Regions from separate parts of the Mus musculus genome. Here all the other regions are linked to region 4. A link is a loop called in an ENCODE intact Hi-C map of the cell type or tissue named here. Cell type or tissue: left cerebral cortex. All regions are shown on one strand.

Region 1 (4,000 bases), 140 kb after region 4:
TCCCACCCTGATAATTCATTTCACTCCAAATTCCAGGGTGTATCAGAGGCAGGGTCAGAAAGTCATCTCAAAATCATGTTGCAATCCCCCTGGGGCTGTGTGTCTCTTACCAGCCCCTGTTCCCACCCACTACTGACCAGTATCTGGGACTGTTTAGATGACATCTCCCACTGCTTAGGAAGAGAGATGAGCTCAGGCAGGCTGGGGGCCCCCCGGAACACCATCCCATCCCCACCAGGTTTGTAGAGGAAGGCCAGGAGGTCCACGTGCTGAGTGACCTGAGTTCTTAGAACTCCACAGAGTCTGAGCTGTGGGCATCTACCTGTGCTGGCTGACCCCACGGGCCACAGTAGCCTCTTAGCCTTGCCCTGCAGCACACTGGGCATTAACCGAAGGGAAAACGGTAGCATCTAAATGCTTCCCTCTTCCAAGATTCTGACCCAGAGCAAAAATGGAAGCAGACAGCAGTGGTAGGCCATGCCCCACCAAGGCTATGGAAATGTTTATGTCCTTGTCACCTGTCTGCTCAGACAACTATCTCAAGAGCCTAAGCGTTCTCTGCTTCCATGCAGGGAGAAGATGGCTTACCAGTCCAAGGCTGCTGGAACAAGGTAAGATTCCCAGAAGGCCATGCAGCTCTGCGTCAAAGGTGCTGCTCTTTCTCAACAGTGCCATAAAGTTGGCAGTTTCCCACCTGCTTTTCTGCAGATGAGACAGGAAGATGTGAGTGGGTCAAGAAAGTTGCTACCTCACCAGCGGTTAGCTGATGGGCGGAGCGGGGGCAGGGGCAGGGCATTAAACATCTCACTGCACATACCTGCAGAACACTTAGAGACATTTTAAGGAACTAGGTATATAGATCAGTTAATAAGAGTGCTTAGCATGCACAAAGCCCTGGGTCTGATTCGCAGCGCTGCGTAAATCCTGCATGGTGCTACGTGTACGTAATCTCAGCATCCACTCACCTAGGAGACGGAGGTGTCCCGAGCACCAAGATATCAGCAGATTTAAAATGCCCTTGTCATTTGCCATCATTAAAGCAGTCAGTTTAATACTATAGGGCCATCCCTCTCAGCCGCAGCTCCCAAGTCACAGGACTCCCCAGCCTAAGGGCAGAAGCCTTCCTTAGTCCTCGGCAGGATCCACAACCAGATGGTGGGCAGCCGCGCATGCGTGCCGTCTCCCTGCACCTCCCCTCCCCCTCAGCATCTTCTCAGTCCCCCACCACCACCCACCAAAGTTATCAGTATGTCCTCATTGTAGGGTTTAAGACCCTGCACTCACAAGACTTTGTACTTAGCCAGTCCAGCCCTATGCCACTAACTCTGAATTGCAGAGATGGCTCAGCACCCCGTGCCCCAACCCTCGAAATCTTGTTGATGTACAAATCTGGGGCAAGTAGGGAGACAAACAAGCCATCAGACCTAGACTGAGCACCTAGCTACCAAAAGTACTCACAAGTCAAAGAAAGGAAAAAAATTCAGCATTGAAGGGGCCATGTCTCCCAAGAATCTGTACTCCCTTCAGCCATGAATCCATTAAATAAAACCCTCCCCTGTCCCTAAAGAAAGATACTCCTGGTAAGCAGGGCATGGAACATGTTGAGTTTAGCAAGGGAGCCACAGCTGCTGTCCAGAGCTACAGCATGTTGGAGGCGCATCTAAAGAAGCCTATGTCTGCTGGATAACACCACAAAAGACTTCTGGACACATGTAGTAAATAGCGCGGTTTCCAAGACAGCGTAGAGAGACTGCCCTCTAGTGGCTGCAGAAGGGAGTAGCGTCAAGGTGAAAGTGGGGGGTTTCCCTTCTGGGAGTGGTATCTTACAGTCCTAAGGAGGGTCTTCCCTCTAGCGAGTTTAAAGTTTCACACTTCCCTATCAGAGGTTCTGAGGAACCAAATCCACCTCCTCTCCTCTAGGGGAGGCAGCATTCAGTGCTCCTGAAACTAACTATCCATTGTTCTGGTTTTGTTTTGCAGTGATGCCTCTAACCTGGGACTGGCCTGTGTGTGTTTGTATATAGGATATTTATTTTTATACAGTTTTCACCTTTTGAAAATGCCCAAACTATGATGCATCTTACAGATCATTAAGAAAGAAAGAAGAAAAGCCTGCAGATTTTGTACAGGAAATAACCCCTTTCCCTTTTTGTTTACAAGACATTTTTGTATAAATCTGTTTCTAATACACTTTCTGTCTGTGCGTCTGCTCCTAATGTTGCATGATATTTGTGCACACTTACTAAATATCACAGCTTCATAAATTATTGTGTTCCAGTGCCAAAGGGGGCCCACCAGCACAGAGGTGCTGTGAGCTTGTGTGTGAATTCACACACACACACAAAAAAAGTGGAGGTCGGTGGTGTTTGCCAGACTACATGTGTCTGACAATATTTTACATTTTAACTGACGGTCATTATTATAAGAAAAAAATAATAAAACGTGGCAATTCATGATCCTGGTTAATCTCTAAATTAAATCCATTCTGTCTTGTGCAAGCAGGAACCCGCAGAAGTGTGGAGCAATGTTGGGAAATGTTAGTTTCAACAAAAAAAGGACAGTGTTGACTCATTTAAGACATTTTCCCTAAGTCATGGCCTAAACGCACCTGAGTACTGAGGGTTCAGCAATACCGAGGACCCTGGGGGCTGCAAAGGGGACTTCATGCATTGCTTCAGGTTTGGGTAGGGCTTCTGGCCATTTTAGTCCCTCTTCCCCACCCCCCCCCCCAACTCCTCTGTACTGTTTCTGTTGCAGTGATAAAATACCATAGCTCAAAGCAGCTTTGAGCAGCAAAGGGTTGATTTGGGCTCACGGATCCAGAGCGGGGAGTCTATCATGTCAGGGAGCTACAAGAGCAGGAAGCTGTTCACATTTCATACATACACAGGGAACAGACAAGAGAACAGAAAGTGAGGCCAGGCTATAAAACCTCAGAGCCCGCTCCAGCGAGGGACGTCTCGCCCCATGGGTCCTATAGCCTCTCCAAACCGCGCCACCAACCAGAGGCGAAGGGTTCTGGCCTATGGAGGACATGTCCCATTCAAGCTTTCTTCTGAGTTATGATCTCTAGTAACAGCCGCTTCAGAGCACACTGTTGGCTTCACAGACGTCTGTGGATCCAAGCACAGCTAGCTGAAGGAGGGCGCTTTGCCTCTTGTGACATTCTTTTCCAGTGAAGGAGAATCACCCTGCCATACACCCCCACTAGATCGCAGCCACATTCGACAAACCTCGAGTTGTTTTGTAGGAAATGGGGGTGGCTAGAAAGATTGGCTCAGTGGCTTAAAACACCCCAGCAGTGCGCAGAAATCTGCAGCTCATATTCCAAGGGAATATGACACCTCTTCTGACCACTGTGGGAGCCAAGCATGTATGTAGTCCCCACACATACATGCACATGTGTGCATACACATAAAATAGATGAGTGGTTTTAAATTCCTTTTTACAAAGAAACGGAGTTGTCAGGCTTAGAAATGGATCCATCAGTAATGAGCCAGCTGCAGAAGCCTGGGTACCTGAGTTCAGCCCATGCTTGTACCCATGGGTACCCATGTTAAAAAGCTAAGTGTTGGGGGTCCATGCTTGGATATCCAATGCTCAGATGTAGGTCCCCCAGCCTTGCTAGCCAGCCAACTAGCTTAGCCTAATCAGAAAGCCTCAGGCTGGAGAAAGACCCTGACTCAAAAAACAAGGTGGATGGATCAACGCCTAAGGTTGTCTGCTGTTGTGACACATGTCCATACACACAAATACACATACATACACAGATGTATACAGATATATACAAATACATACACACATACACATATACATGCGCATATGTATATCAATATACACATACATATATGTATACATACATATACACATAAATACATATACATACACACATACACAATATATATATATACATATACAAATACACAGACATATATACATACATATACACACATGATACATATGCACACATATATACACAAATACATACACACACACACAA
Region 2 (4,000 bases), 140 kb after region 4:
GTGCTCTGCTCTCATCTCTAAGGGTACCTTTCTCCTACACATGCCCTACCTTGTCTCTAAGTGACTCAGCGAACTTGGGCCAGGAGTCCTATTTACAACAAAAACACTGGTCAGTGCCACACATGGCCCCTCAGGCCTGGGAGGTAGAGGCAGAAGGGTCAGGTGTACACAGTCCCCCAACTACATATCAAGTGAGAGGCTAGTCTTGGTTATAGGAGAAGACTCAGTTGAAACAGCAATGAAATGGGGTCAAAGTGTAAGGTGCCATCACTCTGGCAAGGTAATTACCAGGACATGGTTTGATTGGTTGTTACCACAGAACTGCCTGCAAGCCAGCCAGTGGAAAAAGTCCCAGCATGCTGAGCTGCTTCCACCTCTGCTGGGGATGGGGATGGGGGAGTGTGTCGGGGTGCATGCATGTCTTGCTCCCTGGGTCCTTCTGCCCCTCCTTTCTCTCCCTCTCCAGCCTCTATAGCCTCAGTCTATCTCTTATTTCCTCTTCCTTTCCCTCAACATATGCACCCACTAAACTCCCACAGCCCCCATCCCTCCCCCGCCTTCTGGCTTATGTCAGTCCTTCACACTCATCAGGAATGTGGGTCACTGTCTGCCCCTCCCCTCTTACCAGCTGGAGCTGGGGGTGGGGGCATCTCTCGTATGTTCCACTCTGGGGTAGGCAGGAGGGGACATGTAGGTAAAGCTGTAAGTCCAGAATCTTCCAGAACACACGATGTGGGGGTGATGCCTTATAGTGTGAGCAGCCTACACTCTGACCTTCAGGCAAATCTTCTAAGGCCTGGAACCACCCCTTCAGCAGCCCCACCCATATTCTTCATTGGGAAACTACTCATGACTCAGAAGATAAGGGCCTCACGCCCAAGGACACCTACCTCTAAGGGCAAGGACCCGGGTCTTCCCATTCCAAAGAGCTGGTGCCCCAGCTTGTCCACACTAAGGGGATCCTCATGCCCAGGTGGTTTCATTGGTGTGTGTGCCTTTGATCCAAGGACTTCACTGCCTGGGCACACACTCATTAACACTCATCACTCTGAAAAGCCATTATGTGGACAATATGTGGACAAACTACAAACATCACTGGAATTTAAAAACAAACAAACAAACAAACATACCTGGGTTCATGTTCAAAGATCTGGGGAAACATCAGTACTACAGCAACTTACAAATGCAGGAACACCACAGACAGGACAAGACCCTCCTGGGGAGCATCCGTTCCCATACTAGGTAGCAGGAGGCGTCATCACCACAATGGGCTGAAATCACCTTCCATTACTGAGAAATACGCCGGTAATCATCTCTTATACACAAGGTCGTGCAATAATTTTGGGAGCAAGTGTAACACACCCATTTTACAGGAAGAAACTGGACACACACATGAAGAAACTGGAGTTCCGAGGGGTTCAAAGTTAGTAACTGGCAGAACTCACCAAACCTTTGGCCTCCCCATGATGGAGCAGTCATGTACAAATCCTGAGGCATGGGACAATCCATTTCCACAGAGGGAAATGTCTGGGGACAGCCCGAGGGACACTCATGGCCCATTTTTAAAGAACCGAGACATATGAAAATTTAACTGCAAATCCATTTCCAGATGATGTCATTTCCAGAGGCCCCAGAGCCCTTCTGTAGATGAACCCCAACACATAATAGACGGGGTTCACTTAGGAGCAGGATTTTCAGAAACAAATGAACTCCCTGAGCTGGCTGGAACAGAGTGTGCCAAGATGCACTTACGGAGGTCAGAAGACAACCTGGAAATCACTTCTCTCCTCCTGCCACTTGAGGATTCGCCTCTAGTGGTCAGGCAAGGTAGTGAGAGCACCTTCTTTACCTGCTATTAACCACATCACGGCCCAGCAGGACAGCTTCAAATAGTGATGGTCTGAGACAATAATAAATCAGAGCCAGGGGGCTGGAGAGATGGCTCAGTGGTTAAGAGCACCGACTGTTCTTCCGAAGGTCGTGAGTTCAAATCCCAGCAACCACATGGTGGCTCACAACCATCTGTAAGGAGATCTGACCCCCTCTTCTGGGGTGTCTGAAGACAGCTACAGTGTACTTACATATTGTTAATAAATAAATCTTTAAAAAATTTTAAAAATAAATCAGAGACAGACACAGCATATGGAGGATCAGCCTGAGACTCTACACATGTGCACACACATGCACCATCCTGCTCACACATGTGCAGACTGTAGTCATGTATGCACGTGCCTATAGCGGGGCTCTGACTACAGTCACCTTGTCTCCTGAGGTACTGGCATGGGCATGAGAACTAACTGGGACAAGAAGGGGGCTAGAAAGTGGGCTCAGTGGCTAAGAATGTGTCCTGCGCCTCCATGGGACCCAAGTTTGGCTCCCAGCATCCACATGGGCCAGACTACAACCACTGTGACTCCAGTTCCAGGAGCCTCTGACACCCCTGGCCTCCACAGACACTGGCATTCGTGTGTATACACACACACACGTACACCATCCTTTGCTAGGTTTAAGAACAGCAAAATTGGGCACCACAGTCCTAGGTGGCCTCTTCCACTTCGGCTCAGAGATGCCCCTGCTCCCGCCTCCCTCTCCTCTCTCTCCTTTACCCTTCTCCTTTGCCAAAACCCTAGGTACTCATGCCCACTCAGGTGGGTGTGTCCCATAATCCCACGGGAATGCTGACTTAATTAAGAAAGTCTTTTTTTCACTCCGCCCTTTTATGTATCATTTTCTCTCTCTAATGTTAACATGTGAACGATCCTAAAGTTTTGATGATGTGTTGTTGTTTTTCCCCCCTTCTTACCTTGGACTAAACCATTGCTCACAGGGGGAGAGGGGGAAGAAGGGCTCTAGAGGGCCTAAAGGGGACAAGGGGGACCAAGGAGCACCTGGACTAGACGCCCCCTGCCCGCTGGTATGTTTCTCTGTTTCTTGCGCACATAGTTCTAAGTTTTTCCCCCCCAGGGTTGCAGGTTGGAAACAAAGGAGGCCAAAAGCTCTGAGGAGCCTCGCGCCACAGATGCCACCAAGCCTGCCTATGCCTTGGCAGTCCAGCCTGCAGAGGGTGGGCCTCAGAGCTACAGCTGCAAGCCATTCTGCTAAATCCCTGGTCTTTGAGTCTCCGTCCTTTGAAGATTCAGAACAATGGATGGGTGGAAGGAAGGGAACCCGCAGGGTCTGGGTAGAAGGTCTCAGGCTCTGTCCCCAGCATGCTTCGCAAACCCACCCTAGTGTTTATGGCACGCAGATTTGTGACCTCTGTTGCATGGCCACCTCCGTGGCCTGCAGCTCTAGCTGTCCTGAATCCGCACTCAGGTCCGGATGCAAGACCCAGGTTAGTCTCCTGAGTTCTATACTGTGCAGAATAAGGTCAGACAAGGAGCTTTTCATGCACTACTGCCCAGCTAAGCATGGACTAGTATGTCCATGATCTTATCATGTCCAGTAGCCCAACTAAGACCCAGGAAGCTGCAGACCTCAAATCTGTAGATAGCCCCAAGCAGCCTTCCCAACAAGCCAGCAACTGATGACTATGGTCCATCAGCCTGGCTTCTCAAGGGACCTCTCAAAGCACTAGAAGCCCTGAAAGGCACGCTGCCAGCAAGCTGGGGTTGTCTGTGGTTGTGCCTGGAAGGGACTGCAGTACAGAAGCTGGCCGTGTTCTATCGGTGCACTTTCGCTAATATGTAATAGCCTCAGGGTCTGCATCCTGGCCTGGGTAGGACTGGACCCATCCCGCTCCACAGCTGGAGATGGCTGACTCTGACCTCCGTAATCACCGTGGTTGGTTTTATGAACAGGGCCACCGAGGTTTTAAAGGAGAGAAAGGGGAGCCGGGGCTACCAGGGCTGGACGGACTGGATGCCCCATGCCCACTGGTATGGCATTTCCCTCCCTTGCCTGCGTGGCCAGTTTGGGCTACCCCACGTGTGTGGTGTGTACCCGCGTGCCTCCTGATCCTCTTGCTCTGCTCTCCCAGCTCCTCCTTGCTGACCAGGAG
Region 3 (4,000 bases), 120 kb before region 4:
GGTGCCAGTGACTTAGTGTTTGTCAGGCAGATCTGTTGCATCTCTGGGCAGGCGTGTCTCAGGTGCCCTGTCTGAGTGGGGGAGAGTGGATTACCTACAGCCATTGCTGGGCCCAGTAAGAAGTGTGTAGGTAGAGTCTGGGTTGAGGCATAGTGGCACAGAGAAGTGGTTTAAATCTGACCACAGCCTAAGGGACTCCAACGAAAGCTGCCGACGGTGTTAGGAATATTTAAAGTTCAAATTGCTTTTAAAATTCCAGTGTGTGTGTGTGGTGGGGGGAGGAAAATGTCTAAATCTGGTTACTACCTGTAGGGTATGGCTGTCAAGAAATTGGCCTGGGGTTGGAGAAACATCTCAGGCAGGCAACTGCTTTTCAAACATGAGGAGTTGGGTTTGATTCCCAGAACCTGCCCTCTCCGATATGTATGTACGCAAAGCCAGGCGTGGTGATACGTTTGTGATCCTGTGGTGGGAGGCAGAGACGGACATATACCTGGGGCTCACTGGCCAGTCAGCTTAGCCTCCTTGGCAAGTTCCAGACTAGTGAGAGACTCTGTCTCAAAAAACAAACAAACAAACCAGATTTGTGTCCATCTGCATCAGTCTGTGGGCATGCACGATTGTGCAGACACAACCCATTGTCATCGCCCCTTTAGTACACTAAGATGCAAAGGTCCCACAGAGCTTGCCTGGCCATCTCAATCAGTCAGAGGTAGAATTCAAGCCTGATCCTTTGGTCACTGACCCTGAAGTCTTTGAGTGGCATAGTCCTGGTTAGCCGGGGGCTGGACTTGAGGAGTCTCTGGTGTGGAGGCTGGGCCTCCTGGCTTTGAGTCCTTTCTCTCAGGCCTGTCTTTAACTGCTGACTCTAGAGCTGTGTCTGCAGATGGCCCTAAAGATTGGTCCCAGCTTGTCACCCCGGATTCATCTCTAACCTGCTTTATTCAGCAAGACTTCTGTCTCCTGCCAATTCCTTCCACTCAAGTGAATTTAACCAAAACCTGCCCAGACTCCTCTGACCCAGGTTCCTATTGGCTAATGGGGAGACAGCCTGTTCCTTACTAATTCTAGGCATGTGATTCAGAGGGTTTGGAGGGCAGAGAAGCAATTAGGTAACTGAAGTTCTTAAAACAGAATAAATGGCCCCTCAGTCTTCATAAAAGCCAAGAGCAGACAATACAGTTCTCAAGAATGATGGCCACCCCAGCGTTGCCTCAGAATCCACAATAGCTGCAAAGCACCAGCCATCACACCCTTATTTCCAGCATGTAGGAAGAGAGCCAAAGATAATTCTCTGACCACTCAGGTTCACTCCTTCTTGTCATATGGTCCTTCAGCAGCTTTGCTGTGAGTCTGTCAGTTTGATGTCTGTCCATCTCCTGACTCTCTTTTAGACCAGAAGCTCTGTGGGTTATTGCATCCAAACTACCTTTCCCGTCATTCTAGCCCTGCTGTCTGGTACAGTGCTTTGCATACAGCAAGTGCTCAGTAGGATTACAGGTGGAGGGAACAGCCAGGAGCCTGCTGTATACACGCTCTTGATAGGGCAAGAAGTTGGAAGATCGTCTAGATTAAGGGAGCATCATGATGAATGTGTTGCTGTGGACCAGGCTTCATCCTGGAAAGATGGAGCGTGAGAGCTTAATTTCCAGCAGACCCTGAGAGGTAGACCTGGCTGTGCCAGTGGGAAAACAGGACAAGGATGTTGTCACGCCAGACGGGAAAGCTGGGCTGTGAGCTTAGCTGCCCAGACTAAGGTCTACCATCCCCACCCACCAAACTGGTCTAGCACTAATCTCCCGATAGCCAGCTTCAGGAAGGGCCTGCATCTCTGCATTCTGAGTGGCTGTTCACTGTGGAGACCTTCCTGTGTCAAAGGGTGAAGAGGCCAGTCCCCACAGTGCCTTGTGGGTAGCTCTGGTTCCCAGCTATGCTCCTCTGATATATGTCTAGGAGCCCTGGGATCCTCTCCACATCAGAGGAGGGCAGGCTAGCTGCAGTGGACTGTCTCAGGCTTGATTGCACAGTAGTATTGTTGGGCCTAGCTCCTGCTTCTTGGCCAGTGGAGGTGGTGGGCCCTCTTGCACCAGGTTGCCTTAAATCACGTAGATGCTGAGAGACACATGGCACTGTATTTCTGGGGTGTTCTCCTTCCTCAGATTTGATGGAACTGTCCTCTGCAGGACAGGATAATGCTTGCTGTGTAAGCTGTCAAGAACCCCAATGGGGGAATTTCATACAAATTCCTTATCATGGACATGCATTGTAGCCCAGGGATGCCAATGGTTGGCTGAGGTCACATGGCCAACTGATGATCTGGGCAGGCTGTGTTCTGTGGTTCGTTCTATCACAGGACTCATATGGTCCCCAGGACACCAGAGGGTGATTAGAGATGGATCCTAGTCTCCCACCTGCTTGAAGAGATAGATTTGTCAGAGGCACAGTTGGGAGAGACCACTAGTCACTGCTGCCTTGCTTCCAGAGACCACCAGCAGGTGGTGCTACTTAGCTTCTAGGAAGAAAAGGACCAGCCAACGTGTCTGAGAGTAATTGGAGCCAGAGGCAGGCTTTGCGGGTGAGCTCGCACCCTGTGCTTGAGCACCCAGGGTCAACGGAGGACCTGAGGGACCCAGCTAGGCTTGTTCTGATTCCAAATCCTTCTGAATTTATCATCGATGGAGCAGCACTAGAGAATTACTCATGCTGAGTGAGTGACCTAGAGAGATGGAATACATCCATAAAGACTTTCAATATGGTGGCACCTTGCTACAACTGCTCATCCTTCTGGGCTTTAGGCCAGTTTCTTTATCTGTTTCATCTCAGCTCCTGGCCCATTCCCTCATATAGCTTCAGAGAGATGGCCTAGAGCCTGGCCTGGATCGAGATATTCTCTCTCTCTCTCTCTCTCTCTCTCTCTCTCTCTCTCTCTCTCTCTCCAACCCTCTCCCTCTTTCCTTTTCTCCTCCTCCCACACCTTTCTTTACTCTAGTCTCCAGGGACCCTGCAGGTCTAGCTCCACCCCCATTACCTCATCTGCAATGTGGCAAACCAATACCAATGGGTTTCTAGGATGTGGTTTCCATGGTGACCATGCATCTCCTGCCTCCTGGTGTTCAGCCCTGGGCAGGTTGCCTTGGAGATTCTCACCTCATTGAGAAGTGATTTGTGGCTTTTTTTTTTTTTTTTTCTATATTTCAGCAGCTTCTATTTAGGGACAATGGAGCCCAAATGGTTCTTTCTCAATCATAGTAAACCAGGATGCCTCTCCCAGAGCATTTTCCCAGCCATGATGTCCCAATGTGTTTTGTTAAAACAAGGTTTCCCTGCAAACATCCCCCTCTTATGCTGTCACTGTAGTTTTAGGATCGGAGCTTGTACACTGGCAGCCCTAAGGAGCTAGGCTTAGCCACCCATCCTCCATAGATCGATTACAGAGATAAGTACCAATGGAAGTGGAGAGAAGAGATGCACACAATACGGCCACCCTGAAAGGAAACAGACAAAGAGGTCCTGTGACCCTCAAGTCCACACTTGAAGCAATAACATGTTGTTTCAGTTTAACTAAAGCACTAGAGGTGTGCATAGTGGAGTGACCCTGGCCAGGGCATGTGGTCCGTCCCATCACCCTTGTTTCTGCTCCAAGTCTTTTCTGCAAGGTGGGCAGACAAGCAGTCAGAGTCGTGATCAATTGCTGGTGATGGCCAGGTTCCTCCTCTGGCTACATCACACTTCAGTCTTTTCCTTCTACCGGTGTGAAGTTCCCCGGGGTCAGTGGTTTGAATAATAGTCTACCAGCCAAGGGAGGGACACCATCTCTCTTCCCAGTATCTTTGTTCTGCCAAGGGTTTGTGCAACATCATGCACAAAGCACTTCGGCAGCCCCAGGTGGGTGGTCACAGAGAAATGTGTCAAAATGGACCTACTTTCCTTCCTTTCTACCCAGAATACCCTTTGAGGCCATGTGAGTCAATGCAGGAAGCCATCAAATGCAACCTGAGGG
Region 4 (4,000 bases):
TGGCTGCTGGAAGAACTGGGAACGGATTGGAGCTGAATGAATAACAGGTTCTGATCCCCTGTGGCCTCCACATGTGACCCAGGTGAGGGCTGTGCTCAGAACAGCCCAGAAGATGCACTATGGTAATTCCCAGGGGGCCTGACTGCCACCTTTAACAAGGGGCACCTGGAGAACCAAGCAGCAGTCACAGAGCTGGTGTGGTGACGGCCACTCACAGGGGTCAGGGTTGTGGTGGAGGTATCAGGAAGAAGAGAGATGCTGTCAAGAACATAAGAGAAGAAAAATGGCATTCATTCATAAGACTGGCCATTCCCCCTATACACATCCAACCCCGGGCCAGGTGAGGGCCGGGTGCAAAAGACATACCCCAAAGTTGCAGAGAGCTAGGCAAATGCACAATGCAGAAAACTACAGAACATTCCTGAAGAGCAACACAGACTGAATGGATAGAGGCATGGCTTTCCTGGACTCTCCACTCCAGAATCCAGGTTTCCTACATCTGTAGCTGTGCTGTGTGACACAACCTGGGGAGATGCAACACACGTTTATTCACCCCAGATAGAGAACCCACGACAACTCAAGTGCAGATACCACCAAAGTGCAGCTAGGGTGAACCAATGAGCTTTAATGGAGTTACTTACAGGAGAAGAGGTAAAGGGTGACCTATAGGAGCAACAACGACTCAGACAGCTGCATCACCAAAGCTCTCCCCAGTATTGATGACAGCTCACAAAGCTGGGAATCTGGAGCATACTGCACAGCCTGCAGGCAACTCAACAGGCTGGAGAGCATCCTTTCCAAGTGACTCTGGTCTAAGTGTCTTCCAGGCAGTCCATTCTTTGCAGCTTTGCTCTTCTTAAGAGTCTTCTTTGCAGCTCAGCTTCCTGCTCTCTCAGCTTTTATTGCTTACTCTTCCAGGGAGGGGCTTAGTGAATCTCGTCAGTTTCAGGGACTTCCTGAAGCTCATTTGAGTTGTTTACCTTCCTGATTAAGGAGCTTCCCTGTAGGACGAAATGTTTCAGAAATGTTTCAATCTGGGAGGAAACTGTTACCCAAGCTGTGACTGCAGATCAAAGTCAGTTCTTTCGTTAGGATTGGAAGCCCCCTACTTTGCTACAAAGCAGAAATTCCTAGTGACCTTTTCCAGACCATCACATCCCTGCTGTATTGCCTGGACATCCCTGAAGGTCCTTTCTTCTTCAGTGTCTTCTCGTTCATGGCTCTCATGTATCAGCTGTATGGGCACATGGCTTAGCTGCTTCTCACCTCTGAGTCCTTAGATGCTAGGACTCAAACCAAGCCTAATTTTGTTCCAACATTGATCCAAGGGGAAATGATGCCTAAAATAGAAAAATAGAACAAAAACCAAGCCACCCCTGCCCCAAAGAACCTCCAGAGGAAGATATTGAGACAATGCAGAAGAAACGGTAAGGGGGTCCCTCAGCTCAGTCAAAGCTCACTTGTTGCAAAACTCCCTCCAGCTATGGAGAGGTGCACACTGTCTGTCATCATTTTGTCCTCCTGGGTCCAATTTTTTTCCCATTCTGTAGATGGAGGAGGCAGCAGGGGTGTGTGTGTCAGCCTGCACCTGCAGCCATGAGCTCCTATGAGATACTACTTACTTACTGAGTGCCTACTGTCTGCGTTACATTCACCTCTTCTTTAAATCCTCCTGAAAAATCTAGATCCTTTATTATAAGCCCATTTTATTTAGTTAGCTTTTCTTTGAAATGAGATCTCATATAGCCCTCGCTGCCCTCAAACTCACCATGTGACCACGAATGACCTTGAATTTACCATCCCCCTGCCTCTGCCTTCCAAGTGCATGGATTACAGACTCGTACCACTACACCTGGTTTATTTTAAACCCACCATCGGAAAAGGGCTTTTTTTTCATTCATTTTTCTGACTGCATGGGGTCACTTAGAGCCTTGGGTTTGAACTTTTTTTTTCCATTGCGAGGCTCAACTCAGGCTACCACACCAAGGCTACCTGAGTCTTGAAACACCAATCTCAAAAATACTTCAGGCCCGAAATGTTTTCAGTTTTGCTGTGTCAGTTCAAACGGCATTTCAGACTGATCCGGGCAGGGCGTGAAGAAGCCTCAACTTGCTCAATTTCCTGTAGTGAACACTGCTGCTGAGAAACTCTCCAGCGCCCCCTAGTGGTTCTGAGTGCCTCTGAGTTCTCAGGCATTTGTACTGGGAGGAGATATCCCTTGACCAGGCTGGAGACCCAGAGGCCTGTTTGTTAATGAGACACATCAAGGAAATCTTGACATTGGGACTTCCTGGGCACCAGTCCTGTCAGCTGCATTGCTTTCTAGCCTCGTAGTAGTTCTCCGTGGTATCCAACTACCTAGCAGTCAGTCTTACATTAAGTCTATATAAGTACTGTATTACAAGCTCCCATTCCGTTAGGTGTGCACTCCACACTAATGTTTGCATTGCATATAACGCTCCTTCTCACTGGTCAACATGCAAAATGTAAAGTTTGCCTTGTTACTAGGAAAGGACGCTCACTCCCACACCTCTGTCACCCCCCACTTCCGGTTCACAGTTCAAGGGCCAGCCTACCCTCCCCTGCCCGATGCTTCAGCCCCACCACCTCATTTTCAGGAGTGTCTAGAGGCACAAGGAAATGAAAAGTCTACTGACAAACGTCACTCAAAGTGGGGAGCGGGGGTAGAAAAGAGAGGAAAATACCAAATGCAGAACTCCCAAAGACCACTAGCTCGTGGCAGTCAAGGAAGCCACCACAGGGTTAGCTTTGAGGTGGATAAGGGGAGATGGAGTGTGTATGTATGAGAACTGCCCGCCTTTGATGGCTTGCAATCCTAGGTTGGCTAGTCTGCTATGCGTCTCAGCTCAACATAAATAAGAGTCCCGCCCCCCTCCCCGCACCCGCCCGCGCCTGTTAGACATCCTAGGATAAACCCGGGCGATGGGCGTGACCCCTGATAAATTTCTGTTCTGTAGGTCTTTAGGTTTAGTTCTGAAAGAGAAAAGGTGGGGGGGGGGGTCAATACCGCTGCCCCGAGGCGCTGGGTTTACCACTCTGAGCGAATCTGTGGTTGGTGGCATGGTCCCACCAGAGACACCTGCAAAGAGCAGGGCCCTGGGTAGAAATGGTGAGGGAGAGATTGTCTGCTGTCACTGCAGATCTCCCAACTCAGGACGTACAGGACCAAGCAGGCGTCCAGACAGTGATTCAACAGGTTGCCCGCAGGGTCCCCCACACCCACCACCACCCACCACCCAGGCCCTAGGAAAGAGGAGTGCTGTGGTGCGGTGCATTGGGTGGCAGGAGGGTCCCCGATGTTCTGGGAAAGCGGGGTGCTGTGATGCCAGGTCCCTATGTCTTTGAGGTCTTGAGTGTGAATCTTTGGACGGGAAAAGGAGCGCAGCCTCCGCTCCACCCCATACCCCCTCCCCGCCTATAAATAACCCCAAGTGTCACTTCAAAGGGCACCAGGAGCCCCGGACGGGGGCTACCGAGGTCGGCGGGGCCCCGCACACCACGCCCCCCACCCCAGGCGACTTTGCATAAATAAACAAACCCCAGCCGCAGCCCCGCAGGAGGCGGAGGAGGAGCGGGAGGAGGGCGAGGGAGGGGCGCAGGAGATTAGTTTGGGAAGTAGCGCCCGGCGCTCATCCGATCCGCGCGGCCGCGCCGGCTGTGTCAAGTTACAGAGGCGCCAGAATCGGCCCCAGCGCGGCTCACTGCAGCCACGACCCACCTCTGCCCATGGGGCCCTGCATGCGTGCCCCTTCGCCCGGGGACTGACACCCGTTCTCCCCGGAGACACAAAACACCCAGAAGGACCCCGAGCGTCGCACCAGCCCGAGAACTCTGCAGAAGAGAGAAGGGAAAGAGTGGGGAGCGGGGCCAGATCCCCGAACTTGGAACATTCTTCGAAATAACTTTTTTCTTACTTTGGCGTACTCCGATCGCGTCTGCTGGTGGCTCTTGGCTGCTCCCGACTCCGACTGCTCATTTT
Region 5 (4,000 bases), 260 kb before region 4:
TGTATGTATATATATATATATATATGTGTGTGTGTGTGTGTGTGTGTGTGTGTGTGTGTGTGTGTGTGTGTATTTTTTTAAACCCATATCCATTCCTTCTCCACCCAGGCCAGCCTTGGCAACTGTGAGACCTGGCCTCAAACACACAGTTCCTTTCTGAGCCTTGAAATCCTCTCCCTGGACTATACCCAGGAGCTGTGACTGTCACCTCTATGACACGCTAGCCTACTGTCTATGGTCAAAGATGGGTCTGTGTCTTTTTATTTTGTGTGTCTGTGGCAGGTTGGGGGATACATATGCATTGTGGGTGCTTCTTGAAACCAGAACAAGGCATCAGATCCCTTGGAACTGGAGTTACAGACAGTTGTAAGCCACCACGTGGTGCTGGGAATAGAACCTAGGTCCTCTGAAAGAGCAGCCTATGATCTTAAGCACAGAGCCATCTCTCCAGTCTGTATACTTTAATTTTTGACGCTGTGTCTCTTACTGAGCCTGGAGCTCATCAATTTGGTTGGTGGGCCAATGGATTTTTGTCTCTGCTCTCCCATCCTCCGCCCAGGAGTTAGAGGTGTACATAGCCACCGTCTGCCTTGTATGTGGTTTCTGGGAGTCCTCATGATTGCACCACAGCCCCTCTACTATCGACTGAGCCCCTCTACTGACTTAGATCGCTTAAAACCTACTTTAATAAGGGTTCTTAAATGCTTCAACCTCCCTTCTAGCCAACACCCTCCAGAAGTAGTGGGAAAGAAAGGTTAATAGGGCAAAGGGGGATGTGGACCTGTTTAGAAATAGTTCTTTGGGAGCTATTCCAGTCTTCGTTGTCAGCAGTCCAACATGACTCAGCAAAACACCAACATGACTCAGCAGCTGAGTCCAGCCCGCTCGGCCATCACCACTCACAAATCAGCAACAGCGGTTCGATCCGGCAATCAGCCCATGTCTAAGGAAGCTCAAGAAGCCACCAGTATATCATGAGAAGTTCTTTGGCAAGTTACTCTCTAAGAAGTCACGACAAGTGAAGATCAGCAATGCTATGCAAGGAGAACCAACACGTGTGGGTCACCAACTAGTAAGGTAGAGCAAGGCGAACCAATGCCAGAGACTCCCCCCACTGTCTGTAGGGTCACATTCATATTCTTTCCAAACATCGTGCATCCTCTCAGATGTCTGCTTCACCAAGACATTCTCTCACCTGTGTCTGCTTCAGCAAAGCATCCTTTCACCTGTCTGCCCGGGCAAAACATCATATGAAGTAACTGAGTTTCCAAAGAACCCAGAAATTTCCACTTCACTCCCCAGCCCATCCATGTTGAGGAAAATTAGATGAGCTGTCCAAGGTGGGATAGTCAAAGCCTCACACAGCCTTTCTCTCTTCCCACTGGCTTCTCTGAGACTGGGAGTTCCTCTTGAATGTCCCAAGAGTAGGAAGTCTGCCCACAGACACTACCTACGCATGCACCACTTAGTCCTTAGATACTAACGGATGCCACAACCTCCAGAAAGCCTTCAGGGACTTCCTGTTGGCCACTCAGTAGCCCTTGCATATGCCCCCCCCCCCCCAAACTGTCCTTTATCTCCTGTGTGAGGGACACAGACGTTCAGTCTTGTAACTCTACTGTGGCCGCTAATAAAGAAAGACACAAAGTTATTCAGAGTTCCCCAGCTGAGCCAGAAGGCTGAGGTTCAGGCAAGGCATGCACTGGCGGAGCCTGGACTGGAACTCAGGCCTCCGCTCTCTGTATTATCTTTCAGGGTTTCCGGCTTGACCCAGAGAGTGCTGCGGAGACCCTTAATCACTGTTGCAGCCCCCTCTTCCTATCCCTGATTCTCCCTTTCACCCTCTTCCCCACCGGTGCCTCCGTGCCTCCCCCCCCCCGCCCGCCCCCCTTCCTGGGCTCAGCCTCCTCTGTCTCCTGTAAAGATTTGGAACTGTACCCTCAATCTCTGTAATACACAGATCGTGCCACTAGAGGGAAGACACAGAACATGAATCGGGATAAAAGGTGTGCGCTACCACATCTGGACCTGTGACTAAAGGGCTTTGAGAAACCTCTCCGTTAGCAGATTGTGGCAGGAGAGGTGGTGGAGGTTGTGGCTGTGGCTGTGGCTGTGGCTGTGACTGTGGCTGTGGCTGTGGCTGTGGCTGTGGCTGTGGCCGTGGCCGTGGCTGCGGCTGCGGCTGCGGCAGTCAAGACTGTTCACCCAGCCAAATCTCCTTGTACTGCTAATAAGCACCAGGCATCTCTACAGTGGGGCTATCTCAAGCATACCATGCTCCCCTGTGTTTGAAATCATCAGCATCTCCACCCAGCTGCCTAAGCTTAAAGTCAGGGTACCCTCAGCTTCAGCTTCCCCCTCTCTCGGTCTCTCCACTCTGCGTGGCTCCTGTTCGTGCAGCAGTTTATATTTTAGCCCTCCAACCTCTCTCCGCGGCCACTCTTGTGCCCTAACGAGGCCAAGTGGCTCTTGAACTCTGCAGTTGGAATGAGGTGGGGCGCTTCAAAAACTTCAGACGCCCATCAACACACACCTGAAACCAACAGAGTGGGGGTGCCTGGGGCAGGCGCCAGGTGCAGGGCTTTTGAAAGAGCCCCACCCAGATGGCTGCAGCGGGAGGCCAAATTTAGACACAACCCTGAGACCAGACTCTCTCAATGTGTTTACACCTGGGATGCTCCAGCCCATCTGTCAGACCATTGTGTAACATGACTGCTTTTCCTAGAATTCAAAAGAATTATCTGAAGGCTCGCACTGCCTACACACTCACTCTCTGGTCCTGCTTTCCTCAACAGATGCCCTGCAGTTTCTGTCCACGACAGCTTGAGCACAGCAGCTTTTCACTGGTAGAGGTTACTTTCAAAACAAAGATTTAATACCGGGCATGGTAGCGCACACCTTTCAGCCCAGCACTCTGGAGGCAGAGGCAGGCAGCTCTCTGAGGCCAGTCTGGTCTACAGAGTGAGTTCCAGGATAACCAGGGCTACACAGTGAGACAGACCATGGGTAAGGGGGTGGGGAGACCCTTCCTTCTGGTGCACATCTTTGCCCCCAGCACTCAGGAGGCGGAAGCAGGCGGATCTCTGTGAGTGTCAGGCCAGACGAGGGTACACAGTGAGGTCCCGCTGTGTATGGTTATGTGCGTGTGTGTGCAGGTGCCCTCAGAAGCCAGAGGCTTTGGATCGCTCTGCAGCTGGAGTTGCACGACTGTTGGGAACTGAACTCAGGACCTCAGCAAGAGCAGGGAGTGTCCTTAACTGCTGAGCTGTCTCTGCAGCCGCAGAGGTAGGCTGTAATTCCTTGAACTTTGTTCAAAGTTGTGACTGTTTTGTAGGTCATCGGTTTAGAGCAGCGGTTCTCAACCTGTGGGTTTCAGCCCCTTTGGGGGATCACCGAATACCTTCTGCATACCAGATGTCTACATTTCAATTTGTACCCAGCAAAACTACAGTTATGAGGTAGCAACAAAAATAATTTTATGGATGGGGTCACCACAACATGAGGAGCTGCATTAAGAAGGTTGAGAATCACTGGTTTAGGGGGGTTCCCATAGCAACACATTATTTTCTTTTTGTGTGGATTTAACTGTCAACACCTCTGTTGTTAGAAGCCATTTTGTACTGTTTTCTACTTGGAATTTCCAAACTCTGGCTCATAACAACCCAAAACACTCCAGCTACAGAGAACACTGCAATGGTTAGGGGTTTTGTTTAGTTTTTTTGTTTGTTTGTCTTTTTGTTTTTGGTTTTTTGGTTTTGTGAGTCAGAGTCTCATTGTGTAGCCCAGGCTACCCTCACAAACTTTTTCTTCCTGAGTCAGGATCTCAAGTGGCCTAAACATGCTAGGTAGCCAAGGATGACCTTAAATTCTTGATCCTCCTGCCTCAGCCTTGGCTAGGATTGCAAACATGCCATACCATACTTGGTCTCTGCCCTGATTTTTGTTTGGTCCAGGACCTTTCTGGAGAGTTCTTCTTGGGTTACAGGGTTCTGTCTGAGGT
Region 6 (4,000 bases), 200 kb before region 4:
CTGTTATTGCAATGAACATTTGCATATCTATGCAAAAAACATACCTGGACTGGCAAGAATGCTCTGTAGTTAAGGGCAACACAAATGGGAAGAGAGAGCCAGGTTTTGCCAGTTGTCCTCTGAACTACACCCACAAATGTATATCATGTGCATGTATGCATACACACCACACACACATACACACCACACACATACACACGCACCACACACATACATATGCACACACACATACACACCACACCCTTGCACACACCACACACACATCCACACACATACACTAATAAACTGTATTTTTAGTTTTCATATTACTGAGTTTGGAGAACTCTTTATATATTCTAGATACAAGCCACTTACTATATATGTATAATTTGCAAATCTATGTTTTCTCTCAACCTTGGTGTAGAACACTGACTGCTCTCGCAGAGGAATCAGGTTCAGTTCCCATACCCACACGGTGGCTCACAGCTGTCTGTAACTCCAGTTTCAGGGAATCCAACATTCTTCTGGCCTCTGAGGGCACCTGCACATGTGCAGTGCACATACATTTAAAGAAAACCAAGTTGCCAGAGTGGCACACGCCTGCTGTCCTGGGTACCGAATGTGAGGTGAAAAGAGAGCTGAAGCCTAGGAGTTTAGGAGCAGCCTGGTTAACAGTGAGCCCTGCCTCTTAAGAAAAAGACGAGAAAAAGGAAAGAAGGAAGGAAGGAAAGAAACAACGAAAGAAAGAAAGAAAAGCCAAGCCAGGCAGTGGTGACACACGCCTTTAGTCTCAACACTTGGGAGGCAGAGGCAGGTGGATTTCTGAGTTCAAAGCCAGCCTGGTTTACAAAGTGAGTTCCAGGTCAGCCAGGTCTACACAGAGAAACCCTGTCTCGAAAAAGAAGGAGGAGGTGGAGGTGGAGAAGGAGGAGGAGGAGGAGGAGGAGGAGGAGGAGGAGGAGGAGGAGGAGGAGGAGGAGGAGGAGGAGCCTTGTGACAATCTTCCCAGCCAAGTAACCATGATGCAGGGAAAGTTTTTCTGTGCCTTCTTACAAAACAGTCATCCCAACTGTGTCCCCTAATGGAGGGGTTGGGGGTAGTAGGGTCAGGAGAATCTCATCAGCCACTCCCAAACACCTGTGGTGAGCCGCTCTGCCTTAATTGCAATTGGCCTCCGGTGGCTGGAGTAGTGTAGGCTGGGAACTGGATCTCCATCTATGCAGCCCTGGGTAAGTCACCATTCCTTTTGAGTGAAGGTTTTCCAGCCTTTTGCGGGAGGAGCACCCACGCTCCTTTAAGTAACCTTTTACCTGTGCTCTGTAAGGACGCCCCCAAACCTGACCGGTTCCCCAGAATGAACCCTGGTGAAATTGTGCCTTGGTTTGTCCTTGCGACCTTAGAAGGGAGGGTAGACGTTACCTGTGTCTCCCTCTGGGGAGAAATTTTAGAAGCAGCTCTCGTGTGGCCAGGCCGTGAACCCTTCTGTAGTTTACCCTACGATCACGTCTGTATTACCTAGCAGGGATGACAATTTACCCACAACTTCAGGGATGGAGCGCCAGTCCCCACCAGCCCCTAGGGGGAGCCAGAGTCGCAGTCTTGAGAGCCCAAGTCAGAAAACAAAAGCAAACAGCAGGAACGGAAGCATATGGCCGTTAGGTGGCGCTGTCTCCACACACTCCAAAGCTCAGCAACTGTGCTCCTCCTCACCCAAAAGGACGGACCACAGGTGAAGAAGGTTAAAAATTACACTCCAGCTACTGGACTGTAATGGAGTCTTAATGAAATCACTGTTGAGACCTAGTGTCCTAGGCCTGTAAACCCAGCACATAGGAAATGGGAAGCAGGAGGCCCAGGAATTCACAGCCAGTCTCCAGCCTCGGCTACATATTGAGTTTGAAGCAAGCCTGGGCTAGATGAGACCCTGTTTCAAAACAAATTGTTGACCTCGTGGATGCATAGACCAGGGAAAGGAGATTATTGTGGTTGGTTATTGTGTGGCAATGTGTCAGCGGGGACGGAGGGGCTTAGAGAGGCCAGGTGGCTCACCAAAGTTACATAATCAGGAGAAATCACAAGAGTCAGGCCTTGAAGGCCTCCATAATGGTCCTGTGCTTCCTCCTTGCCCCATCCTGGCAGGGCACCAGGAATGAAGAATGAATGAAGTTTCTCTCTGCCAGTGCAGCCCTTGTCCCTCCATCATTATGTAATCACTAGAGGAAGTCTGGGCCTTTGGGCATTCACAAGAGCCTGAGAGGAAGAAGCTAAGGAGAGGGGCAGGACTTCTATGCCAGAATGAGACCATGGGAGTATGTATTCACCCTGCGACACGAGGGTGGCCATCTTTACCTTGCCAGGAGACTAGACATGGAAGGAGGGTGCTCAGTACCTGCTCTCCCTCCACTGTTGCTGATGGCAGGATGCAACACACACACACACACACACACACACACACACACACATACATGTACGCATGCATCCACACTCAAGTATCACTGGCCTCACATTGCTACTGCATTGCTTGCCAGACCACTTAAAGCAAGATTTTGATCTGCTCTGTGTGTGTGTGTGTGTGTGTGTGTGTGTGTGTGTGTGTGCCCTCGTGCACTGTTGTCTCCACAGAGCTTAGATTGTTCCAGAAGCATGGTATACAGTCACTGAGTACCTCTGACTAAAAGATGATGGGCAGTGGTTGGAGCAGACAGGGATGGCCCCTGGGGCTTCTGGGATACAGTGGGCTAGCTGTATCCCACCTCTGACCAGCAGAGGACCAGGCTTGATACACAATGTAGCCTTGCCCAATCTTTGTCTCCCTCTGAGCCTCTTTCTCCTTTCCCAAAGAAGCATTTGAGGTGTCTAGATGTAATCGCTGCACACATTTGGATGCCTTTCTATGCCACCTGCCACTCTGCTGGTGACTGAGCTAGCTGCCTGTCCTCTCACTGGTCCTGTGTCCTCTCCATCAGCCAAAATAGACATTCTGGGCCCCAACCTCTAGAGGGAACCAAAGACATCACGTGACTAGAAAAAGCCTGATCTGCATCCACTGAGGACACAGGCTGTGTTGGAGGCAGAGCTAGGAAGGCAGACACTGAACCAGGGTTGGGGCTCTGCCCGCTGGCCTCAGGTGCCCTCTGGGTGCTGACTTGGCCTTGGTTATGGATGCTCCAGAGCCAGGTGTCCTGGGCCTTTCAGAGTCATTTGGACTCTTCTGGCAGCCAGAGTGGGGTTGGGGGAGGGGTGGAGCAGGAGGAGGAAGAAGAGGAGGAGGAGGAGGGGCAGGAGGATGAGGAGGAAGAGGAGGAGAAAGAGGAGAAAGAGGAGAAGGAAGAGGGGAAGGAGGAGGGCTCTAAAAGTAGAAGGCAGACCGGAGTCACCTCTTTCCTGGAGGATTTGAAAACAACTCCCAAGCCAAAGAAGAATCAGTAGGTGGAGAATATTTGCCAGGGCTGAGTACCAGGGACCTCAGAACCCCCACTTCCAATGGCATCTTGTCATTAGGGCAGCTTCAGAGTGTCACCAGATACTCAGTAAATACTTGACAGATGAATCTATGACATTAAATAGATTAATGTCCAATTTAGAATAATTTGTATTTTAGACGCTGTCAGGATTTGAATATGAGACATTTCTCACAAAGGAGAAGTTAAAGCTTTGTGGTTCCTGGCTAGTGTACTGTTTTGGAAAGGGCTGGAAACTTTTGGAGATGAGGCCTAACAGAAGAAATGTCCTTGGAGACTGTCCCTTGTCCTGGCCTGGTGCCCCTCCCCCACATCTGTTTCTGGGCTGCTGTGAAGTGAGCGGCTGCCGTGAAGTAAGTGCAGTCCTTTGTTGCATAGTCCCATCAATATGGTGGTCTGTCCAAGTGTGTGGAGCCAAGCAAGGGTGACCTGAGCCCTCTGAAACTGTGAGCAAGTCTTTCCTCCATTAAGCTTCTTTCTGATGCATTTGTTATAGTGACAAAACCCCTCACTTGAAACAGGCTCCTTCGAAGGAACAAGAGAATACTGCTTCTATTAAA
Region 7 (4,000 bases), 100 kb after region 4:
ATACTTTGCCCAGTGGAGTGGCCCTCGATAGCTGAGCAGGTGCTTGCTTCTAAAACAGCCTATCTCGGACCTTAGCTACTCCTGACAGATCCCTGTGACCCCCTGGCTCACAGAGGGTCCAAGTGACCCAACTTCCCTGTGTCATTTCCAAGCAACAGGAGGCACTCAGGATTTTCTGTCGATGTTGGGAAGTCCCAGTGAGGACATTCAGACCCCTGAAAAGGATGCAGATAAGACCAGGGAGACAAGAGCCCCAGATCTGTGGCCTGGGGGGTGGGGGGAAGGACTGGCCCGACCCCAGCCCCCACCCCGTGACCTCTGGGCTCTGCTCTGCCCTCCAGAGACCACAGACTAATGAGAACTGACTTCTTCCTTGAGCCTGAGTACATATCAACAGATCTCAAATTTCGATTACAAGCCAGCCGTCCTTCCAAAGCCCCAAGCCTTCAGTGGGGCACCGGACCCAGGAATTCCCTGGATCACTTCCTGCCAGCCCTAATTACCGGAGGACCTAGGATTTCCAGGGTTCCGGTCCTTGCTTCTGGGCAGGGAAGCAGGAACTCACTCTCCTTTTTCCAGGAAGGACAGACCAAGAGCTCTTGCCTGGGACAAAATGTTGTGTCTCCTATCCTTGTCCCTCTAGCTCCCCCAACCCAGAGTAGAACTTCCCAGCCCTCTCAGACACTCTGCCAGGCAATCTCCCACCCCCTGCAGAGAACAAAGATGGTGTTTCACTGACCCCTTGTAGTAGAGCCCTGGCCTCAAGTCAGGGAAACCCATTCATCTCCACAGCCTGCCGGGGGCCCTTTACTTGGCTGCGGAGCTGACATGGAAGCCCCACCCCTACTCCTTCCAGACAGACCTCTTGCCAAGTCCCTGTGCAGCTTGTTCAACAAACAGTAAATCACCAATTAGGAGGCCACACCTACCGGCCAAGCTTGTGCCATCCTGTCATCTCTAGAAAGGCTGAGTCCTCCCACTAAGAAACTTCAAAGGACACGGGACCTGTTGATATTGGGAGTAGGGACACATGAAGGGGCTCTAGGAGCTGGGACAGGCCTTCAAGTTCATTTAGTACAGCCCCTTCCACCCATTTGTCTCCTGAGCCACAGTGACAGCAGTGTCCCCCCTCCTCCCACCCCCTCCCCACCACAGAAGGTTTCTGTTCATTGTTTCTTGTCACTTGTGTTAAAGAGCCAGTATCTTCCCCAAAGGTGTCTGACTGCCTGGGAGTCACGTCTTGTGCCCTCATATGCTGGACAGAGGGGCTATGACCCTTTGGGATACTTGGAGCACCCACTTGCCCAGCCACAAGGTGGTCCAGAGGAGCTGTGGAGAGCCCTTCCCCTCACCTGAGCCTCTAGTATCCCCACTGGGAAGGCAGAGGCAGACAGGGATCAGAGCCACTCTGGTACGCTTGGATAGGTGAGAGATCCAAGCCACAAAGCAAAGCATGGTACCCAGCCATCAGGCCAAACTGAGCACAGGTCCACCTGCGCCTTTGGAACTGAAAACCTAGAGAGGGCAATAGAAGGGAAGGCCCTAGATCTCACAGAGGCACACCACAGCTTCCATGTGTTGCCTTCCTTCATTCATGGCCACACCAGCCCCTGTTCCAACTTCTGAGATAGTGTCTTGGGTCCTGAAGGGTACCTCACCTCCATCCACAAAGCAGTGCTCTCTGGTCTATCCAGAGGTCAAGGCAGGGCAAGCCCCTAGGCTGGAACTGAGTAGTGAGGCTAATGAGAGTGGAGAGAGCCTTGGTGTGGGGTCAGCCAGGCGCCCCTGCTTCCTACCCAGCAAAAGGCCAGGAGGGCAGCAAGCCCTGAGGCCCTGAGGCCAAGATCAACCGAGGGGGATGGGGGCAGGAGTAGGGGAGATCGGCCATCCTATGGAGGACTCCTCCTAGGCTTCTGTGTTTCACCTAAGGCTAAGACTCCCCAAAGAGAGCCCTTTATCTGGAACTATGGGCCGAGCATCTCCACTCCAGTTCTGGCTCGTCTGCCTCCCGAGAACCATGCAGGGGGCGGGGGGAGGACCAGGGGGTACAGAATAGATCTAGGCTGAGCTCACTCTGCAGCACGGACTCAGAGAGGAAAACAGTCACCCTGACACCTAGCCCGGCTCCACACGGGGGAGATAGAAGGGAGTTCAGAGACCTTGCAGAAAGCTAAGGAACCAACAAAAACCAGAAGGGAAGAGAGACAAACCGAAGCCTCTGAATAGCCAGGACCTCCCAAGGTAACTTCCTTCCAGCATCCCTGCACATACCAGGGGACCCTGTCTAGGGACTTCTAGCTGGGTCAGCATTGTGGAGTCCAGGGGACTGTTATCAGGGGACCTGCTCCTCTAGAGATGCGTGCCACCTAGGACCCTGAGGGGACTTTTTTAACACCACTGTGGCCAAGATGGCGAAGTTCAGAGTAGGTCCTCCTGCGCCCTCTGCTGGCCACAGAGCAGACCTGCCTGTGCTGGCTGGACCCCTCAGACACCCTGAGCCGGCCAGGGTGGAAGAGGATATATTTGGTGTCTGGACATAACGATGAGGCCTTCTGTAGAACTCAAGCACTTGGCTCTAGGAGGGTGAGCGTGCAATGTCTGTCAGAGACAGGTGTGAGTGTGTCTACAGATGCTGAGTGCAAAGTGGCTAAGGCAGGAGGATCACGATCCTGTCTGGGCTACAGAGTGAGCCTGCATGGCTTAGTGAGACCCTGTCTCAGAATTAAAAGTCTAACTCAAGAGTAAAACAATTGCCTAGCATGCATGAAGGCCTGGGTTCCATCACTAGGGGTTCAGGATACAAAGTGGTCTCTGCTGGGTGGGGGATCCAGCACCGGGACATGGGGACAGTAAAGCGGCTCATGGAGGTATAACTATGGCTTTGCACTGAGGAAGAGCAGAGAGCCATGAAGTAGCTGGCATGTTTAAGAACACAGTGGTTTATCTGCACCCAGGACCTAGGATGGAGGCAGACTTCAGAGCCCAGCATCCCTGAGTCTTTTATCTATGGGCAGCAGAGACTGAAGTTGGGAGCCTCATTATCTCGCCAATGTGCTGGGAGACGAGACACGGAGACTCCAGTGGGGAGGGCCAAGCATGGAGGAAGAGGGTGGGAGTCGCTCCAGCCTTTGTCTGGAGAAGGGAGGGCAGAGCGGTCCTCTGAGATAGCAGGGAAGAGTCTGGGCAGACGGAGCATACAGGTCAGGAGGGAGTCGGTGAGTCTGGGCTCTGGATTTACCGTCCACAGCATCATCTTCAGCACAGCTGAGGCAAATGACTGCAGGCTGGCAGGACACAGCTGCATCTCTATACTGGGGTGCCATGTGGGGTTTGATGCATGCGGCAAGGCAACTGGAATCTAGCCTTGACTCACTTTCTCTTTGTCCCTGTTTGTCTCCTGTGACGATGGTATGACTACCTTCCCGGTGCCCCTTCCTCCTGTAGATCTAGGATCATGATGGGAGAAGGAAGACATTGAAAGTTAAGAGGGACAGAGTCGAGAGGCAGAGCCCTGCCCACAAATCCCAGAAAAGCCAGTGTGCTGCTGTGTCTGGCCAGGCAGGATCAGAAAGAAAAATGCACAGCTCACCGCCCAGGGAGCCTGGGAATAACAGGCCCCTGGATAAAAGTAGAGAGAAGCAGCTCATGTCTGGCCCAAGCCACTAGGTGCCATGTTAGCAGACCTGCTGCGGCTAACAGGTGAGAGGAGAGAGAGGTCTGTAGTAATAGGTAGGTAGCCACATGGCTGCTTGCCACAGCCCGACTCAAAACCCAGCACAGTGGAGGTAGGAGGGTTAGTTCAAGGCCATCCTTAGCTGTGTATGTAGTACAAAGCCATCTCCTTGACTAGGTTCTAACTCCACTGGTATGTGCATGCGTGCGTGCGCATGTGTGTGTGTACTTGTTATTTTAACCCACCCCACCCCCTCTCTCTTTGTCTCTGTTCCTTTCTGTTCTACACCTATGACCTAGGACTTACTGCAAGATGGTGTCATGGAAC

What was found. Hi-C counts contacts between places; a loop is a spot of excess contacts. Peaks named below come from ENCODE experiments on the same cell type or tissue, not always from the same donor. Only the 100,000 strongest peaks of a DNase experiment are listed, where the experiment ranks them.
Region 1: it touches region 4 in a loop (4-fold over the local background); 15 of 42 quality-filtered maps call a loop at or near these places.
Region 2: a loop joins it to region 4, with 2.9 times the contacts of the local background. A loop is called at or near these places in 14 of 42 quality-filtered maps.
Region 3: it touches region 4 in a loop (11-fold over the local background); 25 of 42 quality-filtered maps call a loop at or near these places.
Region 5: a loop joins it to region 4, with 2.3 times the contacts of the local background. A loop is called at or near these places in 4 of 42 quality-filtered maps.
Region 6: it touches region 4 in a loop (4-fold over the local background); 12 of 42 quality-filtered maps call a loop at or near these places.
Region 7: it touches region 4 in a loop (2.8-fold over the local background); 19 of 42 quality-filtered maps call a loop at or near these places.

What each region holds. Positions count from the first base shown.
Region 1 is chr10:61,836,689-61,840,688 of GRCm38, reverse strand. Col13a1 (collagen, type XIII, alpha 1) reads left to right here. Exons shown (of 41, transcript NM_007731.3): 40 at 573-611; 41 at 1,981-2,455. The coding sequence ends at 1,983. Among named protein-coding and RNA genes, the nearest start is that of Gm40674, 6.4 kb to the left of the region's middle. In left cerebral cortex, a CTCF peak has its summit at 1,757 (motif pointing left); DNase peaks (open chromatin) are centred at 1,711 and 3,215.
Region 2 is chr10:61,842,482-61,846,481 of GRCm38, reverse strand. Col13a1 (collagen, type XIII, alpha 1) reads left to right here. Exons shown (of 41, transcript NM_007731.3): 39 at 2,828-2,914. Gm40674 (a long non-coding RNA gene) reads right to left here and starts at 1,408. Exons shown (of 3, transcript XR_871762.2): 1 at 626-1,408. In left cerebral cortex, a CTCF peak has its summit at 1,812; a DNase peak (open chromatin) is centred at 589.
Region 3 is chr10:62,100,770-62,104,769 of GRCm38, reverse strand. No RefSeq gene overlaps it. Among named protein-coding and RNA genes, the nearest start is that of Fam241b, 8.3 kb to the left of the region's middle. In left cerebral cortex, a CTCF peak has its summit at 2,491 (motif pointing right); DNase peaks (open chromatin) are centred at 2,595 and 3,080; H3K27ac peaks cover 1,333 bases.
Region 4 is chr10:61,978,783-61,982,782 of GRCm38, reverse strand. It overlaps Col13a1 (collagen, type XIII, alpha 1), which reads left to right and starts at 3,675. Exons shown (of 41, transcript NM_007731.3): 1 at 3,675-4,000. In left cerebral cortex, a CTCF peak has its summit at 2,162 (motif pointing left); a DNase peak (open chromatin) is centred at 2,161; H3K4me3 peaks cover 352 bases.
Region 5 is chr10:62,241,109-62,245,108 of GRCm38, reverse strand. No RefSeq gene overlaps it. Among named protein-coding and RNA genes, the nearest start is that of Tacr2, 9.3 kb to the left of the region's middle. In left cerebral cortex, a CTCF peak has its summit at 1,972 (motif pointing right); DNase peaks (open chromatin) are centred at 1,979 and 2,725.
Region 6 is chr10:62,180,848-62,184,847 of GRCm38, reverse strand. No RefSeq gene overlaps it. Among named protein-coding and RNA genes, the nearest start is that of Mir7662, 11 kb to the left of the region's middle. In left cerebral cortex, CTCF peaks have their summits at 1,597 (motif pointing right) and 2,972 (motif pointing right); DNase peaks (open chromatin) are centred at 1,594, 2,079 and 2,921.
Region 7 is chr10:61,876,440-61,880,439 of GRCm38, reverse strand. All of the region lies in intron 18 of Col13a1 (collagen, type XIII, alpha 1), which reads left to right. Among named protein-coding and RNA genes, the nearest start is that of Gm40674, 33 kb to the right of the region's middle. In left cerebral cortex, a CTCF peak has its summit at 2,452 (motif pointing left); DNase peaks (open chromatin) are centred at 834, 2,438 and 3,261.